Regions from separate parts of the Homo sapiens genome. Here region 1 is linked to region 2. Evidence: read pairs that join two places in POLR2A ChIA-PET (ENCODE). Cell type or tissue: Panc1. All regions are shown on one strand. Links, peaks and the distances in the headings refer to the core of each region. The heading gives the core; the rest is flanking DNA. Region 1 overlaps ACTN4 (actinin alpha 4). Region 2 overlaps RYR1 (ryanodine receptor 1).

Region 1 (8,000 bases), core at 1-8,000, 140 kb before region 2:
GGACTGTGGGGCTAGTACTCCAATCACAGGGACTCAATTAGAGTTTAGGAAAAAATGGCCTGAAGTTTTCAGGGATAAGTGTCCAAATTTGTTTCCAAGTCAACAAATTCATTGCACATCTACTATATCCCATTTTCCTGAAATCCATCAACTCTCCTATCAATAAGAAACGCTGCATTCAGGCTTTTCCATTTACAAAGATCTCAGGATGGATCTCTGTCACAAAACCTGGACTGCCAGTATCTTCCCAAAGTCAAATTTAAGAGATCAATCCTAAAGAAACTATTTCTGTCCATCTGCCACATGGGTACAAATTCTGAACTGGCAGTTCATTTATTAATAGAAAGCTGGCATTGTTCACCAGGTTATTGTGCGTGCAGAATGGCTGCCTCTGTAGAAAAGTGTTGCTTTGGGCTACCCAAAACAAACAAACAAAAAAACTTTCCACTATTTTGGTTCACAAAAACCTGAAGCCTAAAAATATGCAATATGGTGGGAGGAATTTTGAGGAGTCAACTCTTAATTATCTATGGTGATGGGAAAGGGGGAGGAGTCCGGAGGCTGGAAAACCACAGCTAAAGCAAACCCTTTTTACTACCATCCACTTCAACCACCTTTTATCAGAGCTGTCACTAAGGGGCAAAGTACAATTTTCTCGCTCCTAGTGAGAGGATTAAGCAGCAGCAATTCAGACAAGAGGAAAGGGGAGACTAGAGGAGAGGCAGAGACAGGGTCAAGACCATGCAAGGTTAGGGGTCACAAATGGGTAGCTCTTCACACCCAATAGGCCCTATTTTGTATGGCCTGCAGGTTTTTTTTTTTTTTTTTAAGTTGGAGTATTGCTCTGTCACCAGGCTGGAGTGCAATGGCGACATCTCAGCTCACTGCAACCTCCGACGCCCTGGTTCAAGGGATTCTCCTGCCTCAGCCTCCCGAGTAGCTGGGATTACAAGCACAAGCCACCACGCTCAGCTAATTTTTGTATTTTTAGTAGAGATGGGGTTTCACCATGTTGGCCAGGATGGTCTCAATCTCCTGACCTCGTGATCCACCCTCCTCAGCCTCCCAAAGTGCTGGGATTACAGGCGTGAGCCACTGTACCCGGCCAGGTTTTTAAGTTGAATGAAATGCCCCATAAAACTCTCCATTTCCAGCTTCGTGAAGTCCCAGGTCCCCATTCCCACCTGGCCACCATCAGCTAGAGCTCTGCAGTGGCCACCCCAGTCCCCACCCAGGCTACTTCCCTCCATTTTGTCACCTCACCTACCATGTGATAATCCAAGACCACAGTCCCTCAGCCCCAGGAGAAGAGAACCAGGTGCACACTCACATCCATTCTCCTCACAAGGGTCCAAATGACAGGATCACCTGCTCTGAGCAACAAGATACAGGCCGGCCTATCCTTGCTGTTCCTGAAAGGGGGCTGCATGTGGAGCTGCCCTGGCTTTGCTTCCACCTTCCTGTGACCTCCACCCCACCATGCTCTTGCACTCCCACAGATGGCCTGAAATCCCAGGTGGAAGTGGAGGGTGTTACGTGATCCCCAACTCCCTTGAGTGGAAACACCAAGTTTCCTAGAGGACCTAGGAGATGTTCTTTCCAGCCACCCTATCTGAATGGTGGGGCTGGGAGGGGCATATGGAGGAGAAAGGGGTGGCTAGGAAAATGTTAGAAATACCAGATACACTGGCTCTGGGGACCCCTGAGGAACGACCCCCTTCAGCTGCCAACACTTTCCAATTGGCGCTAAGAGTGAACAGCTATTTCCACTAAAGATCAGAAAAGGACTGAAGTTTCCATACATTGAAGACTGAGCCTTGAGATTCTTGGCTGGACTGCAATTGCCTCTCCCTCCTTCCCCCAACGCTTGCTTCCAGCTACCCAAGGAGTCTTTTGCTTGTGGAGCTAGTGAGCCAGCATTCTGAGTGACATATTCCAAAGTGTCCCCAAATAACAAAATCCCAGGGCTGCAACCATGAGGGTGTCAGCTCCGGCACTGTTACCAGCCTGTTAAAAAGTGGTGCAAACCTCACCAACTTCCTGAGGCCACGCTGGGCTCCGCTTCCTGGCAGTTACCACAAAAATGTGGCACCAAATGCAGCTACTAAAACAAGCAGCAGCTCGGGCAACCCAAGGGCCACCATCTTCCTAGGTGATGGCTAGGGATGGCTTCTGCCACCCACACCACAGTGATCTCCTCCCCAGCTACCTGTGCTCTAAGTAAAAACAGCATGCTTGCAGCTTCAAGACTAGTCCCCTACCCAGTCCCATCTACTCCAAACCAGACTGGGTCACCTATGCCTTTCCAATGTAGAAATTCTTCAGATGCCATTGACAGGGGACACCTCCAAACTCTAGTTTCCTTGGCCAGGAGATGCATCCTTCTTGCCTCCTTCTTGCCTCAATCTGTCATTCCTTTCCAGCAACATGCCCCAAGCCAGGAACTAAGAAAAAGCTGGATTTTGGCTGGGCGCGGTGACTCACGCCTGTAATCCCAGCACTTTGGGAGGCCAAGGCAGTGGATCACCTGAGGTCAGGAATTCGAGACCAATCTGGCCAACATGGTGAAACCCCGTCTCTACTAAAAATACAAAAATTAGCTGGGCACGGTGGCAGGCGTCTGTAATCCCAGCTAGTTGGGAGGCTGAGGTAGGAGAATCGCTTGAACCCAGGAGACAGAGGTTGCAGTGAGCCAAGTGCATACCACTGCATTTCAGCCTGGGCGACAGGGAGAGACTGTCTCGAAAAAAGAAAAAAAGCTGGATCCCAAGGTGACTCCTCAGCCCTGGGGAGCCTACGAAACCATACACCAAGAACCAAACACACAACTCTCCTGGAGGTCGATTTATAAGGGAGGCAGCTCTGAACACCTGAGCTCCGAGACACACAGAGCACATTGGAAAAACCCTTTTCAAACCCATGAAGGCGAAGTCAATGGGTTTACTTCAGTAAGTCAGTGAGCAGTAAAACAAGACCACATTTACATCTGCATATCGCCCTAACACTGTTCACTTCCATCATGCAATTCATTGTCCATCTTTTCTTTTTTTCTTTTTTCTTTTTTTGCGATGGAGTCTCACTCTCTTGCCAGGCTGGAGTGCAGTGGCACGACCTCGGCTCACTGCAACCTCCGCCTCTCAGGTTCAAGCAATTCCCCTGCCTCAGCCTCCTGAGTAGCTGGGACTACAGGCGCGCACCACCATGCCCAGCTAATGTTTTGTATTTTAGTAGAGACGGGGTATCACCATGTTGGCCAGGATGGTCTCAAACTCCCGACCTCGTGATCTGTGCGCCTTGGCCTCCCAAAGTGCTGGGATTACAGGAGTGAGCCACTGCGCCTGGCCCTTCATCGTCCATCTTTTCTTTAAGGACAGGGTTGGGTTGGTTTTCTTTCTTGTTGTATCTCCAAGCCTAATATGGTATCTGGGTAAATGTCAGGTGGATTGAAGAGAAAGAATATTAACAAATCACAGGATCTAGGATCACAGGAAACTTACATGGCTCTCCTGTTTAATCTTCAAACTTCCTTCTAAAGCTGTTAGGATGTTAGGAGGGGCACAGGAAGGGGGGCACTCTAACTGTATCCTGATCCTGCATTAGCATTTCAGAGGCCGTTGGTTCCATCAAGAAACTGGACTGTGCAAAGCATGAAATGAGACACCACATTACAACCTCATCTGAGTAATCACCCAGGGTTTATTTGTAATTCTAAGGAACAGGCACCTCCAGAGACATAACTCCTTCCTTAACCAGGCCTGGCTCTTCTGACTGCCTTCCGCCGTATAAATAGGAAGCCAGCTTGCATATTTTGCATTAATGCCTTCACGCAGGGCTGCTTTGAGTTTATTTTTGTTGCTTTCATTTTAAGACTGTGTTTATACCTCTTAGACTTCCAGCCAGAGGAAAAATGACAAGATACAAACCTTGTCCTTTTTTCAGGGACGCTCCAGACGGTTCCTGGAGGCACATGGGAAGATTAGCGACTCAGAGATGCCAAGTCACTGGCATTGGGTAGTTCTCCAAAATGGTTTTTTTTTTTTTTTGGTGGAAGAAACAGATACATCAGACTAGTCCAGCGTCTCAGTTTCCACACTTCATAACAATGGGGCACCGTGCACCTAGTGTCTAACTTACCACGCTGCCTTTGGGCCACAAATTCCATACTGTAACAGCCAATTACCCAAAACACTAAATAGGGAATGGCTCAAAAAAGGCTGTCTCTGAAAAAGCAGCAGCATTTTGATGAGCAAAAATAGTAAGAGAGGATTTTTTAAACTTAGAAAAACGAGGAAAGTTGAACCCAGCTAAGAATATTTCTGAGACACCCCCCACCCCTTGTGATTTTTCTCCCGCTAGGATTTTCCCTTGACTCGCCTCTTTAGAGACTGCTAAACACACACACACATACACACACTCATTTTTTAATCCCACCAACTCTCCTCGCCCCAAGGCCAGAGGCTTGGCGGTGACAGCTTCGAACAATGACATCACCCTAGGTTTGCCTCCTTGGCAGGGTCACCAATACTGTTTGCAGTCAATTTCCTGTAAAGGCTCTTTAAGGCAGGAAACTAGTCCTGTGCCTTGAGTCCTCCCCCTGTTCTGAGCCATCGTGTCAGGTCAAAACAAAGACTTTTTGTGTTGTTGTTTTTTTCCCCTTTTAGGAAAACAAGACTTCCCTGCACTTTTAATGAGCACCTTAATTACAAGCTAAAGAATTAGATATATTTACGGATGACCTCATGCTCGCTGATAATTAGCAATTTGAAAGACCTGGCACATCCCTAGACTCAGTTCTTTCTCCTTCACCCCCTCCCCCAAGCATTCAGGTTAATTACTAAGCTTGACCTTCCAAAACAAAGTGGGTTGGGCCCAGTCAGTCCCTACCTCCCCCAGAGCTCCCCAGCACCGAGGGGCTTGTTCCTCCCTCCCACTAAGTCAAGAATGGAAACTGCCTTAGAGAGGGTTGATTAGCCTGGGATAATGATCTAGGAGGGGTGACAGATTTCTGGGGGCCCCACTCTAAGTGTTGACAAGTTTTAATTAATGCCCAGGCTAATTGAACCCTGGCACAGTCAAGGGGAAGAAAACTGCTCATCTCAGAGGCAAGAAGTGTTTGGATATGCACAGTCCCAGCCGTGATGGCGGGGAGGTGTCTCCGAGCGGGCTCCCACTGCGGACCTGTGTGTACTTCGTGTTCTCCTGGCACGTGGATCCCACAACTGGAGATGCAGCTGACTCAGGCAGTTACTTTCCATACATTTTCTTGTGCTAGAAGGGTGTCAACAGCCTGATCAGGAAAGCGCAAACCGGGTGGCCTTCCCTTAGGGTCCTGCCTCAGGCCAACAATGGGCAGCTCCTGAACAAGGCTGCACCGCCCCACCCCCAGCCCCCATCGGTTGTCACTCCGTTGTAACATTTTCCAAATTTGCTTCAGGCCTGCACCCTGTTAGGGGAGAGGCTGGGAGGCGGACATTCTCCTCATTCTTTTGCCTTATTAGGTTGTGGATTTGATTGCTTTTGGGGGGGACAGGGGCGAAGTTGAAGAATGGCATCAGGAAGTGACCCCAGGAAAGGGGGGGGCGCGGGAGGAAGGAGGAAAAGGGAATGGAGCAGCAGGCGTGAGAAGCACTGTTGGGAAGAGGCCTGGAAGGGGCAGGGCTCCTCCAAGCCCTCTAGAAAGTCCCACGTTCCAGGTCGGCAGCTGGGCACAGGCTCCTGTGCACCTCTTGGCCCCATCTGACAGCATTTCTGGGCAGTTATTTTTAGGGTTATCAGTGGGAAGCCCTTCCTGCTTCTACATCACACACCAACTGAAGAGAGGGCAGCCTGACTCCAGGCTGTGGGATGTTTCTAACTTGAGTTGGACTTTGCTTTGCGGGGAAGGGGACCCAGGGAAAGAAGGGAACCCGGGGAAAGAGCCCCCCGGCTGATAGCAAACTTAGTAACAAGTTAAATTACTCATGAAAGAACCTTCCTGGCACTGCCTATGGCACATCCCAACACAAAATTGTTCAGGGCCTGTAACTCTGAAACAAGAAGCCACCTCCCAGATAATGAGGCCCAGATGGATGCAGGGGCTGGGGAGAGGGCTGCGTTAAGTCACTTGCTCAAGTGCCCACTGCCACTTGTTGGAGGGCACTTCTTCGAAGTTGCTGGCTGGGCTCAGGACTTGGCGCTTCCTGGGGAGCACTGGAGGAAAGGGGTGTATGTTTTGGTTTCCCACTGAGCTGCGTATTTCAGCAGGCCCCTTTGAGGGGGAGACTCAAGTAGCAGATCCCACCTGGATGCAGGACCATGTGCCATTGAAATCATTTTGGGAAGCTGCATTTATTGAGCACTTACAATGTACCAGGCACCAGAGTGCTTCCTGCGCACTATCACGTCTAATCCTCAAACTGAGGATAGGATGATGCCCCTTTTCAAAGAAGGACACTGAGGCTTAACCCCCGCCACCTGCCCAGGGTCGCACAGCCAGCCGGTGGTGGAGGAGGTGGGTGTGGAGCCCAGGTCGGCCTCCCTCCATGCTCTGGCCCAGCCTTCTTGCCACTGACACCTTTCACTACCTCCTAGTTCTGGGCAGTGGGGAGTGGGGGATGTCAAAGGCACTCTCCCACAGGAGCTTCAGTGCTCTCAACACCCCCTCCCGGGGTGCAGCTAGCTAACTGCTTGGGCCCAGGGACAGCCTGTGGTACTGCGAATCCCAGTGACATCTGAGCTGCCTCCTATCTTGGTGGGTAGGCTGGGTGCTATCAGCTAACCACCAGCTGAGCAGGTGGCTCCTCCCAGCCCCTGGGACCATGCAGGAAACTCTCTGATCCTGAATAGCCTTTAACTTCCCCAGAAAAAACTCTCCCAAAGTGGGAGTGAAGCAATACATGCCTCAAATACAAGTAATGAGCTCTAGGTTCTCTTCTCAAAACATGTCCACCTCCTTATCATCTATGCCTTTCAAAAAAGAGGAAGGCAGCATCTCATAAGGACTGCTGGGCAGGGCCTCCCCGGAAGTCTTAACCAGGTGGAAAAGGAAATAGGAACCGGCTGTGCTAATATCCCCCAGCCCTCTCCTTCATGGCACTGCAGTGCTCCCGTGCCCAGGCTGCAGGGACGGGCTCAATCCAGCAACACTCACCACCCTCGCTATCTCCACTGAATCCTTCTATGGTAAACCTACTGATGCTAGGCAGTCTAATCCTTTAGGATGGAGGCTGGAGTTCTCCTGGATGATTTCTGCCCCTACCTTACTTGCACGAACTGAGCTATATTACAGCTGTCATGTGTTATCTGAAGTGGGGAGAAACACATCTGAAACCACACAAAGAGGCAAGCGCCGCTACCCTAACCTTATCCCACAGTGGGACCAGAATGCAACTCGGTTTGTCGGTGTGGGGAAGGCAATATCAAGGACACTGCGGTATTTAAGTCACACATTTGGCCATGAGCATCTGAATGAGTTTAAAAAAAAAAACACAACACTGGAGTATTTCCTGGGATGGGAACGCTAAGTTCCACAAGCAGCACTAAGGCAGTTATTTAAAGAAAAGAATAGCACCTGGAAGCGTAGCTTGGCAGGCAGGAATAAACTGAAGGCAGCACACTCCTAGGCCACCCGCGTTGCAGGGCAACAGAGGAGCTGTGGCAACCCAGCCTCGCCAGCAGACTGGGAGCCGATCCCACTTCTCAATACAGGGCGGCCGTTCCGGCTGCGCGTGGTCATCTGGGCGGCAGTGTGCAGCACCACACGCCCTGAGGGGCTGAGACACAGGGCTTGGGGAGACCCTTGGACATGAGAAGGGAGTCTCTCCATTCTTTTTGTCGAAACCTGTGCTAATTCTGAAGAGGCCATCAGCAGGCTGAAAACATATGCCTCAGAAGGCACCCCCTCCCACCTGGGGAGAAGAGTCTGGCCCACTCACGATATCTGTGACAGTGACAGGACGCATGAATGGATACGGACCCAGAACGACAGGTCTGGCTATCACAGGTTCTAAGACATGGCCAAG
Region 2 (9,418 bases), core at 187-8,186:
GATCCATTCTAAGCCTCGCCTTAAACTCGAGGCTCCACCTCCTGCCCTGCCCCAAAACTTAATAGTCATCTCCAGACCCCACCCACATCCTTGAAGCCCCTCCCCCCGCCAGGCTCCGCCCAGAGACCCAGTAGAAAGACCCCTCCGGCCCCACCCACCTGGTCCAGGTAGTAGAGCACGGCTGACACTTCCTGGACTCTGCGCACGATTTTCTCGGGGTCATCGGCGTCCTCCTCGCGACCCGGGACGCCCCGGTACAGAGCCATCTGCCAGCGCAGAGACGGGGAGCCTTCGACCTGAAGGGAGGAAGAAGGAGTGGCCGGCGTGAGGGACCCTTCCCACAGTGTCCGCCGGATGTCCCCTTTCCGTTTTTGGGAGGACTCAATGGGTGAGTGCATGTTGAGGCCTTTCTTCTTCTTCATCTTTTTGTTTTGAGACGGAGCCTCGCCCCATCACCCAGGCTGGAGTGCAGTGGTGCGATCTCAGCTCACTGCAACCTCTGCCTCCTGGGCTCAAGCGATTCTCCTGCTTCAGCCTCCTGAGTAGCCGGGACTACAGGCACCCGCCATCACACCCAGCTAATTTTGTACTTTTAGTAGAGACGGGGTTTCACCACGTTGGCCAGGCTGGTCTCGAACTCCTAACCTCAGGTGATCTGCCCGCCTTGGCCTTCCAAAGTGTTGGGATTACAGGCATGAGCCATTGTGCCCGGCCTAATTGTTGTATTTTTAGTAGAAACATGGTTTCGCCACATTGGCCAGGCTGGTCTCAAACTCCTGACCTTTGAGGTCTTTCTTCAATGCCTGGTCTTTGGTAAATGCTCAAACCTTCACTAATATTGTGGTTACTTTCTGACTTGCTTCTTTTGCTTGCAGAGGAAGGAGGCATACCTTTCCCTGAAGGTGAAGGTTGTTGTGCAGAAATTCCCGGACCTCCTCATCTGTGTCTTTCTGGGGAGACAGAGCCAGGCTGGGTCACTCTGGAGGTCCCATCCTCCTTCCTGACCCACAACCCTTTCCTTCCAGGCCCAGCACCCCAGGAACTGAAGAGGTTTTTCTGGGGTGGGGGTGGGGGTCTGAGAGAAACAAAAGGATGCAGAGGTTGACGGGGTCAGAAGGGGTCCTAGAGGGGCCGGAGGGTCACAGAGTCACCTTGAAGATACAGTAAGGATTCGAGGGGCCTCGTGGAGGTCTGGGAAGAGGCAAAGGGTGACAAGAGGATCTCATCAAAGGTCAAATATGGCCAAAGAGGGATGACTGGGGGGTCAGAGTGGGGCAGGGAGTCTTTGAAGATCAGAAGGGGTCAGCAGAGGTCATGGGGGATCACGTAGGTCAACGGAGTCACTGGTTACACAGGGGCCAAAGGGGGCATCAGCAGGGTGGGGGTTCACTGGGGTTCTAGGACGGGGAGCCCTCAAGGACCAAGGTGAGGGGTCCATGGAGCCCTGGAGGGCTCTCTGGCGTCCTGGCAGGACTCAGCAGTCCTGGGAGGTGCCTGAGGTTCTGAGGGAAGGGGTGTCCTGGTGGTAGCAGGGGAGAAGTCGGTGGTCTTTAGGGGTCCAGGGGGTTAGTAGGTTGTCAGGGTGTTGGTGTGGTCCTGGGGGGAGGGCTATAGGGGTCTTGGGGCAGAATCCTGGGAGGGTTCCTTAGAGTCCCTGAAGCTGGAAAGGATCGGAGAGGAGGGAGATTGTCCTTGTTGTCCCACACAAGGGGTAAGTGGGGTCCCGGGAGGCCTCCTTGATATCCCAGCAAGCTTAAGAGGTTCTACAGCCCGGGTATTTTGGTCTCCAGGACAGTTGAGACCTCAGAGGTTTGGGTACAGTCCCGGGCTTGGGGTTCATGGATCCTGGGGAGTTATGCAGGGTCGCAGGGCTCCCTGAGCCCCTGAGAGTCTTGGGGGCTTAGTTGGGCTTCAACAGGGCCCAGGTGTCAGCAGGGTCCTGAAGGAAAGGGATGGTGAGCCAAGGGCTCAGCAGGAACCCAGAGGTTCAGTCTTGGCAGGGAGGGAAGGAGGGGTCATGAGGGTCTCAGTAGGTCCCAAGGGGCTTGAAGGGGCCTTGGTGGAGGGTTCAGAGGATCTCAGGGGCTCATCTTGTTGGGGGGACTCTCAGGGTCTCAGCAGGTTTGGCATGGTCCGGTGGGGGGGCAGTGGGGTCCTGCAGTCCTCATGCGGGTCCCAGGGGTCCTAGAGCTTTTCTAGGTTTCAGTGAGGGCTCTTAGGTCTGTGGTGCCCTGGCAATATCTTGAACGGGGTCCTCAGGGCATCCCAGGGGCACAGTGAGTCCTCAGCATCCCGGAAAAGAACTCAGTGGGGTCTGAAGGGAAGGCTCCCAGGGACCTGGGGGGCTCAGTGGCATTGTGGTTGTTCCCTAAGGTCCCAGGGGTTCAGTGGGTGCTGGGCGGCATCCTGGAAGGTTCCGAGGACGGGGCTGGGCAGGCACCAGGGCGTAACGGGTCTTGGCCAGCGTGATGAGGTCTTGGTCGGTGGGCGCACACATATTCAGGCCGATGGGCAGCATCTTCTTCAGTGTGGCCACGATCAGTGACGTCTGCACAGAGTACCGGTCCCCCCGGCGCTTCTTCTTGGTGCGTTCCTGGTCCGAGCCACCGGACTGTGGGGACACAGGGCTCAGCACCAGCCCAAGCCCCAATCCCATGCCTCAGCCCCAACCCGCGGCCATCATCCACACCCCAGGCCCCAGTCTGGACACCAGGCACTCCCTCCCCAACTGCCGACGACACCTCAATTTCCACCCCAGACTTGCTGACTCTACACTTCAGGCCCACAGCCATGACCGGAGACCCTCCAGACCCAAGTCCACAACCCAAATTCCCAGTTTCTTGTTTTTTAAACAAATTTATTTTTAGAGATGGTGTCTTGCCATGTTGCCCAGGCTGGACTTGAACTCTTGGCTTCAAGTGATCCTCCTGCCTCAGCCTCCCAAGTAGCTGGGACTACAGGCACATACCACCATGCTTGCCTGGCTCCAATTTCTAACCCAGGCCCATCCAGATTTTCCCCCGTTCTGGGCCTGTCTCAACTTCTAGCAGTCCTCTTCCAGAATCCCCTAGGAACCCCAGTACAATACCCCCTCCACAGCATGCACAACCCCACACTTCACATCCCAAAACCAAGTTCTCAAGAATGAAACAAAGATGCAGGTCCACAAAGAGTTCAAGCGACAAGAGAAGTTGCAAGAAAAAGACACTGAGAGACTGAAAAAGACAAGGAGACAGGAAGACCAAAGATGCAAGAGACATCCAGAAAGATCTGGAAGCAGAGACACAGGGCACAGAGTCCCACAGCCGTGTTCTGGAGCCTTGGGTGCAGACCCGGGGCCAGGGCCACCCCAGTCACGCCAGCGAGAAGCCCTGATGACAAGCTTTTGGGCAGAGCCACATCCACGCCGGCTGGCAACTTTGAGCATGACCCCTGTGCCAGGCACTGCTGCAGGCCACACATGCAGCTTCTCCCTGAGTCCTCGCAGAGCCCTGGGGTGGGGGCTGCTGGCTGGATGCCCTCAGAGGCTCAAAAGGATGACCCCAACCAAGGTCACACGGCTAACTATCAAGACAGGATTCTAACCCCAGTCCATACAGTCCAGAGCCCAAGCTTTAAACCATCCACGGCGAGGGTGCTGCCCCCTCCCCAACCATGCTCCGTGTGCCTCTCCCACCCCCATTACCCTTGACCTCAGCCCACGATGCTTTGGTAAAAGCTGAGAGTTGCTCTTTTTTTCTTTTTTTTTTTTTTTTTGGGAACAAAAGTCCAGAAAAAAAAAAGGAAAGAAGAAAAAGAAAAGAAGTCAAATTGCCAAAAGCTGAGGGTTGGGATGGGAACGGATGGGGGTGGTGGGGAGGGAAGGGAAGGGAAGGAGGATGGGTGGGGGCTGGGAGGGGAGGACGGGGGTGGGGAACAGAAGCAGGGGTTTTCTCGAGGCGGGGGCGTGCAGAGGCTGGGGGAAGAGGGCATTAGCCAAGAGACATGCGGAAGGTCCCAGATGTGGGGCTGACCTGTATATCTCCCGCCTGCTTCACCGGACCGCAGACAGAGACAAGAAGGGTTACCCCAGCCCCGCAGAGAAGCCCAGGCCCAACTCCAAGTTGCCAGCACCCCACCTCCTCTGCCCCACCCGCCATGTATTCTCTAGCTGGGCATTTCCAGGCCTTGGCTCGGGGTGGGGGGTCGTTCTCTGAGACCTGAGAAGGGCAGTGCTGAGAAGGATAGGGAGGAAAGCAGGAAATGGGGTAATGGGGAGAGGAAGAAAGAAATGGAAGAGGGGGAAAATGGGGAGGAGGAGGAGGAGGGAAATGGGAGGAGAGAGAGGCTTGGAGAAGAGGAAAATGGAGAGGAGGGAAATGGGAGGAGGGAGAAGATACAGGAGGAGGAAGGAGACAGAGATGAGAGAAGAGGGAGATGGAGAGGAGGAGGGAGATGGGAGGAGGGAGAAGATACAGGAGGAGGAAGGAGCTGGGGAGGAAGGGAGAGGGAGAGGAGGTAAGAGGGGCTGCTCTGAGGACTGCAGGGATTGCGCCCAGGACGGGCTGGCTGGGTGAGGACAGGCCAGGTAGGAAGTCCTAGAGGGTGCTCCCGCCCTCTCTGCCAAGTGCTCCTCCCAGAACCAAGCCCCGACCTTAGCCATTTTGCTTTTGTTGTCAGCAGTCAGGAAGGACATGTTGTTGATCTCATTCTGGACCACAAAGTTCTGCTCCTCGCGCTTGAAGTTCTGGTGGGGGAAGCAGTGTTGCAGACCGGACAGGTGAAGGCAGGCGCCTGTGGGCTGCGGCTCCTCTGGTTGTGGGGAGGGCGGTTGGGGTGGGCACTCACGTGGGACTTGGACCAGTAGATGAAGATCTCGCCCACCATCCTGAACAGCTCCTCCGCGCTGGGATTCGGCTCCGTCAGCCACTGCGCCCTGGGGTCAGCGGAGGGGAGGTGAGGGAGGGGGTGGGGATCCCAGGGAAGGGGGCTGCCCAGAGAGAGATCTTGGAGGAGGAGATGGGGACCAGGAGACATCCAGTCAGAGGGATGGGGTTTCTAGGGTCATCTGGCCATGCAGATGAACATTAAAAAAATTTTTTTTCTCTGTCTCAGCCTCCCGAGTAGCTGGGACTACAGGGGCCCGACACCACACCGGGCTAATTTTTGTATTTTTAGTAGAGACGGGGTTTCACCATGTTGGGCACGCTGGTCTTGAACTCTTGACCTTACGTGATCCACCCACCTCGGCCTCCCAAAGTGCTGGGATTACAGGTGTAAGCCACTGTGCCCAGCTGAACATTTAAAATTTTTTAACGATCCATTCTCTCTCTCTCTCTCTCTTTCTTTCTTTCTGAGACAGGGTCTCAATCTGTCAGGCTGGAGTACAGTGATGCGATCTCCACTCACTGCAACCTCAACCTCCCAGGCTTAAGTGATCCTCCCACTTCAGCCTCCCTGAGTAGCTGGGACTACAGGTGCACGTCACCATGCCCAGGCCTGGCTAATGTTTTATTTTATTTTTTGTAGGAAGAGGGTCTCCCTAGGTTGTCCAGGCTGGTCTTGAACTCCTGGGCTCAAGAGATCCTCTTTCCCTGACCTCTCAAAGTGCTGGGATTACAGGTGTGAGCCACCTTCCCTGGCCTGACTATTCCTTTTTTAAAAAACTTTGTCTAACCTTTTCATCGAAATACATAAATATAATACATGCATGCAATACATAGACACACATGATACATACATATGTATTATATAACCTACATATTAAGAAATATCAACCTGGTGAATTATCACAAATGAACACACTTGTGTAGCCAGCACCGAAGTCAAGAAATAGGACATTTCTGGTCCCTGGAAGTACTATCATGGCCCCTCCCAGCCACTCCCCCTTCCTCCTCCTGAAAAATCATCCATATTCTAACTTCTAGGCTAAAAACTTTTTAAAATTTTTTCTTTCAGCTGGGCGCAGTGGCTCATGCCTGTAATCCCAGCACTTTGGGAGGCCGAGGCGGGCAGATCACGAGGTCAGGAGATCGAGACCATCCTGGCTAACACGGTGAAACCTCATCTCTACTAAAAAATACAAAAAAATTAGCCGGGTGTGGTGGCAGGCACCTGTGGTCCCAGCTACTCAGGAGGCTGAGGCAGGAGAATGGCGTGAACCCGGGAGGTGGAGCTTGCAGTGAGCAGAGATCGCACCACTGCACCCCAGCCTGGGCGAGACTCCATCTCAAAAAAAAAAAAAAAAATTTTCTTTTTTTCTTTTTTGAGACAGGGTCTCGCTCTGTCGCCCAGGCTGGAGTGCAGTGGTGTGATCTCAGCTCACTGCAACTTCTGCCTCCCAGGTTCCAAGTGATTCTCCTGCCTCAGCCTCCCACTCAGGAGTACTTAGCTGGGACTACAGGTATGCGCCACCACGCCCGGCTAATTTTTGTATTTTCAGTAGAGACAGGGTTTTTGCATGTTGCCCAGGCTGGTCTCAAACTTCTGAGTTTGAGACTGAGTTTGAGTGATCCACTCTCTTTGGCCACCCAAAGTGCTGGGATTACAGTCACGAGCCACTGCACCCAGCATAAAATTTCTTTTTTTTTTGAGACAGGGTCAGAATCTAAGTAGGTTCACATATTTTATTTTATTCATTTACTTGTATTAAAAAAAAACAAACCTTATTGAGACAGGGTCTATCTCTGTTGCCCAGGTTGGAGTGCAGCGGTGTGATCATAGCTCACTGCAGCTTTGACCTCCTGGGCTCAAACGATCCTCCCACCTCAGCCTCCCAGTCCCAGCCTGAGGCAAGGACTACAGGTGTGTGTCACCATGCCTGACTAATTTTTGTATTTCTTTTCTTTTTTTGTAGAGACAGGGTCTAGCCATGTTGCCTAGGCTGGTCTCAAATTCCTGAGCTCAAGTGATCCTCCCGCCTCAGTCTCTCAAAGTGCTGGGATTACAGTTGTAAGCCACTGCACCCGGCCCCAAACTTATTCTTATCTGCTCGTGAACATTAAACAGATGGTAAAATATGTAGTTTATTTCTTGGTTTTCTGGCTTCTTTCATTCCACCTAACATTTGTGAAAGCCAATCACATTGTGCATAGAAACAACTTGTTCACTCCCACTGCCGTGGAGTCTTCTGTTGTATGAATAAACCACAATTTGTTCATATTTACTGATTGAAAAATTGAACTATATCCAACAGCAGAGAATGTCACACGACCACCAAGACAAAAGAGGTGAATCTATACATCTTTTTTTTTTTTTTTTTTTTTTTTTTGAGGTGGAGCCTCGCTCTGTTCCTAGGCTGGAGTGCAGTGACACGATCTCAGCTCAGTGCAACCTCTGCCTCCCAGGCTCAGGCGATTCTCCTGCTTCAGCCTCTGGAGTAGCTGGGATTTCAAGCCTGCGTCACTACGCCTGGCTAATTTTTGTATTCATAATAGAGACAGGGTTTCGCCACGTTGGCCAGGCTGGTCTCAAACACCTGACCTCAGGTGATCTGCCCACCTCGGCCTCCCAAAGTGCTGGGATTACAGGCATGAGCCACCACACCCGGCCTATATGTCTTTCATGGTGTATTGTTGTGTTAAAAAAAAAAAAAAAGCAGCTAAGTGTGGTGGCTCACTTCTGTAATCCCAACACTTTGGGAGGCTGAGGTGGGAGGATCACTTGACCCCGGGAATTCAAGACCAACCTGGGCAACATAGTGAGACCCCATAAAAATACAAGAATTAGCCGAGCATGTTGGTGTGAGTCTATAATCCCAGCTACTCAGGGGCAGAAGCAGAGGATCGCTTGAACCCAGGAACCGAGGCTGCAGCAAGCCATGATCATGCCACAGCACTCCAGCCTGGGCAACAGAGAGAGACCCTGTCTCAATAAAAAAAAAAAAAAAAAAAGCAAACTATTCCTTACGGTGTTGTGCATAGTGACAAAGAAATCGACACAATCTAAATGTCCAGCATTAGGAGAATGATTTAAAAAAAATCACACTGGCCAGCTGCATTGGCTCACAGCTGTAATCCCAGCACTTTGGGAGGCCGAGGCAGGCAAATCATGAGGTCAAGAGTTCAAGACCAGCCTGGCCAACATGGTGAAAATCTGTCTCTACTAAAAATACGAAACTTAGCTGGGCGTGGTGGCATGCACCTGTAATCCTAGCTACTGGGAAGGCTGAGGCAGGAGAATCACTTGAACCCGGGAGGTGGAGGTTACAGTGAGCCGAGATCGCGCCACTGCATTCCAGCCTGGGCAATAAAGCGAGGCTCTGTCTCCAAAAACAAAAACAAACAAAAAAAAACCCAAAAACCAAAAACAAAAAGAAACAAACAAGTGGGCTGGCTGTCGTTGGACCAATGTGCTCAAAGCCAGAAGAAACCAGGAGGAAGAGTCAGAAGGTTGGTGGGGCCAGAGCATTGGAAGAAGTTTCTAGCCAGTCAGGAGGCGGAGATCAGATGGGGCTGGAGGACGTGGGAGGTCGGGGCGGAGGGCATGGGGACAGCGGGGCCCCGCTGACCTGTTGTTGTCCACGTAGCGGATGAGCAGCGGATACAGGGCGTAGAGGTCCCGGCAGAGCACAGAGAACTCGTCCCGCACCAGCAGCTCGCCCTCCTGGGCCTCCGCCTTGGCCTCCAGGCGCAGCTGCTCCTCCTCGGACACCACCTTCCCTGCCCTCTTGCGCAGCCGCCCGATAGTTGGGATGAAGTGGGACTGCAGGAGCTCCGGCCGTGCACGGCTCACAATGGGCTGTGCGAACACTGCAGGGGTGCGATGGGCTCTGATGCCACCTCCGGCCTCTGACACAGGCCCCAAACTCCGTTCCCAGCCCGACTCCCAAACAGCATCTCCAACCTAGCAGCTGCCATTTGACCCCAGCCTGACCCTAACCTTGGATATAGTCCCTGAACACTGATCCCAGCCATAGCCCCTAACCTGAACCTAAGACCCAGTCCCTATCCTGTGACCCCAGCCTGGCACAAATCCCTGACCTCTGACCCCCAACAACAGACGCCTCACCTGTTACCTAACTTTTTTTTTTTTTTTGAGACAGAGTTTCACTCTTGTCACCCAGACTGGAGTGCAATGGCGCAATCTTGGCTCACTGCAACCTCTGCCTCCCGAGTTCAAGCGATTTTCCTGCCTCAGCCCCGAGTAGCTGGGATTACAGGCGTCTGCCACCACACCCAGCTAACTTTTGTATTTTTGGTAGAGATGGGGTTTCACCATGTTGGCCAGGCTGGTCTCGAACTCCTGACCTCAGGAGATCCACCCGCCTCGGCCTCCCATAGTGCTGGGATTACAGGCGTGAGCCACTGCACCTGGCCTGTTACCTCACCCTTAACTAGCATGACCCCTGACCCCAATCTTTAACCTCTGACCTGGCCCATACCCAGAGTCTTACCTCACTATGTGATTTCTGGCTATGACCCCAAGGTTGTGAATGGGC

Evidence for each region. Peaks named below come from ENCODE experiments on the same cell type or tissue, not always from the same donor. Only the 100,000 strongest peaks of a DNase experiment are listed, where the experiment ranks them.
Region 1: POLR2A ChIA-PET joins it to region 2 with 17 read pairs; 4 of 35 experiments call an interaction of 5 or more read pairs at or near these places.

Annotation. Positions count from the first base shown.
Region 1 is chr19:38,663,750-38,671,749 of GRCh38, reverse strand. All of the region lies in intron 1 of ACTN4 (actinin alpha 4), which reads right to left. Among named protein-coding and RNA genes, the nearest start is that of ACTN4, 20 kb to the right of the region's middle. RefSeq lists enhancers at 3,674-3,753, 4,592-5,281, 5,347-5,641, 5,282-5,971, 5,972-6,661 and silencers at 4,727-5,021, 5,347-5,641. In Panc1, for the core only: no CTCF peak of the experiment used is centred there; no DNase peak of the experiment used is centred there; H3K4me3 peaks cover 3,176 bases; H3K27ac peaks cover 8,000 bases.
Region 2 is chr19:38,518,525-38,527,942 of GRCh38, reverse strand. It overlaps RYR1 (ryanodine receptor 1), which reads right to left. Exons shown (of 106, transcript NM_000540.3): 67 at 8,489-8,729; 68 at 4,828-4,915; 69 at 4,634-4,726; 70 at 4,014-4,028; 71 at 2,441-2,611; 72 at 891-950; 73 at 159-296. Among named protein-coding and RNA genes, the nearest start is that of MAP4K1-AS1, 73 kb to the left of the region's middle. In Panc1, for the core only: no CTCF peak of the experiment used is centred there; no DNase peak of the experiment used is centred there.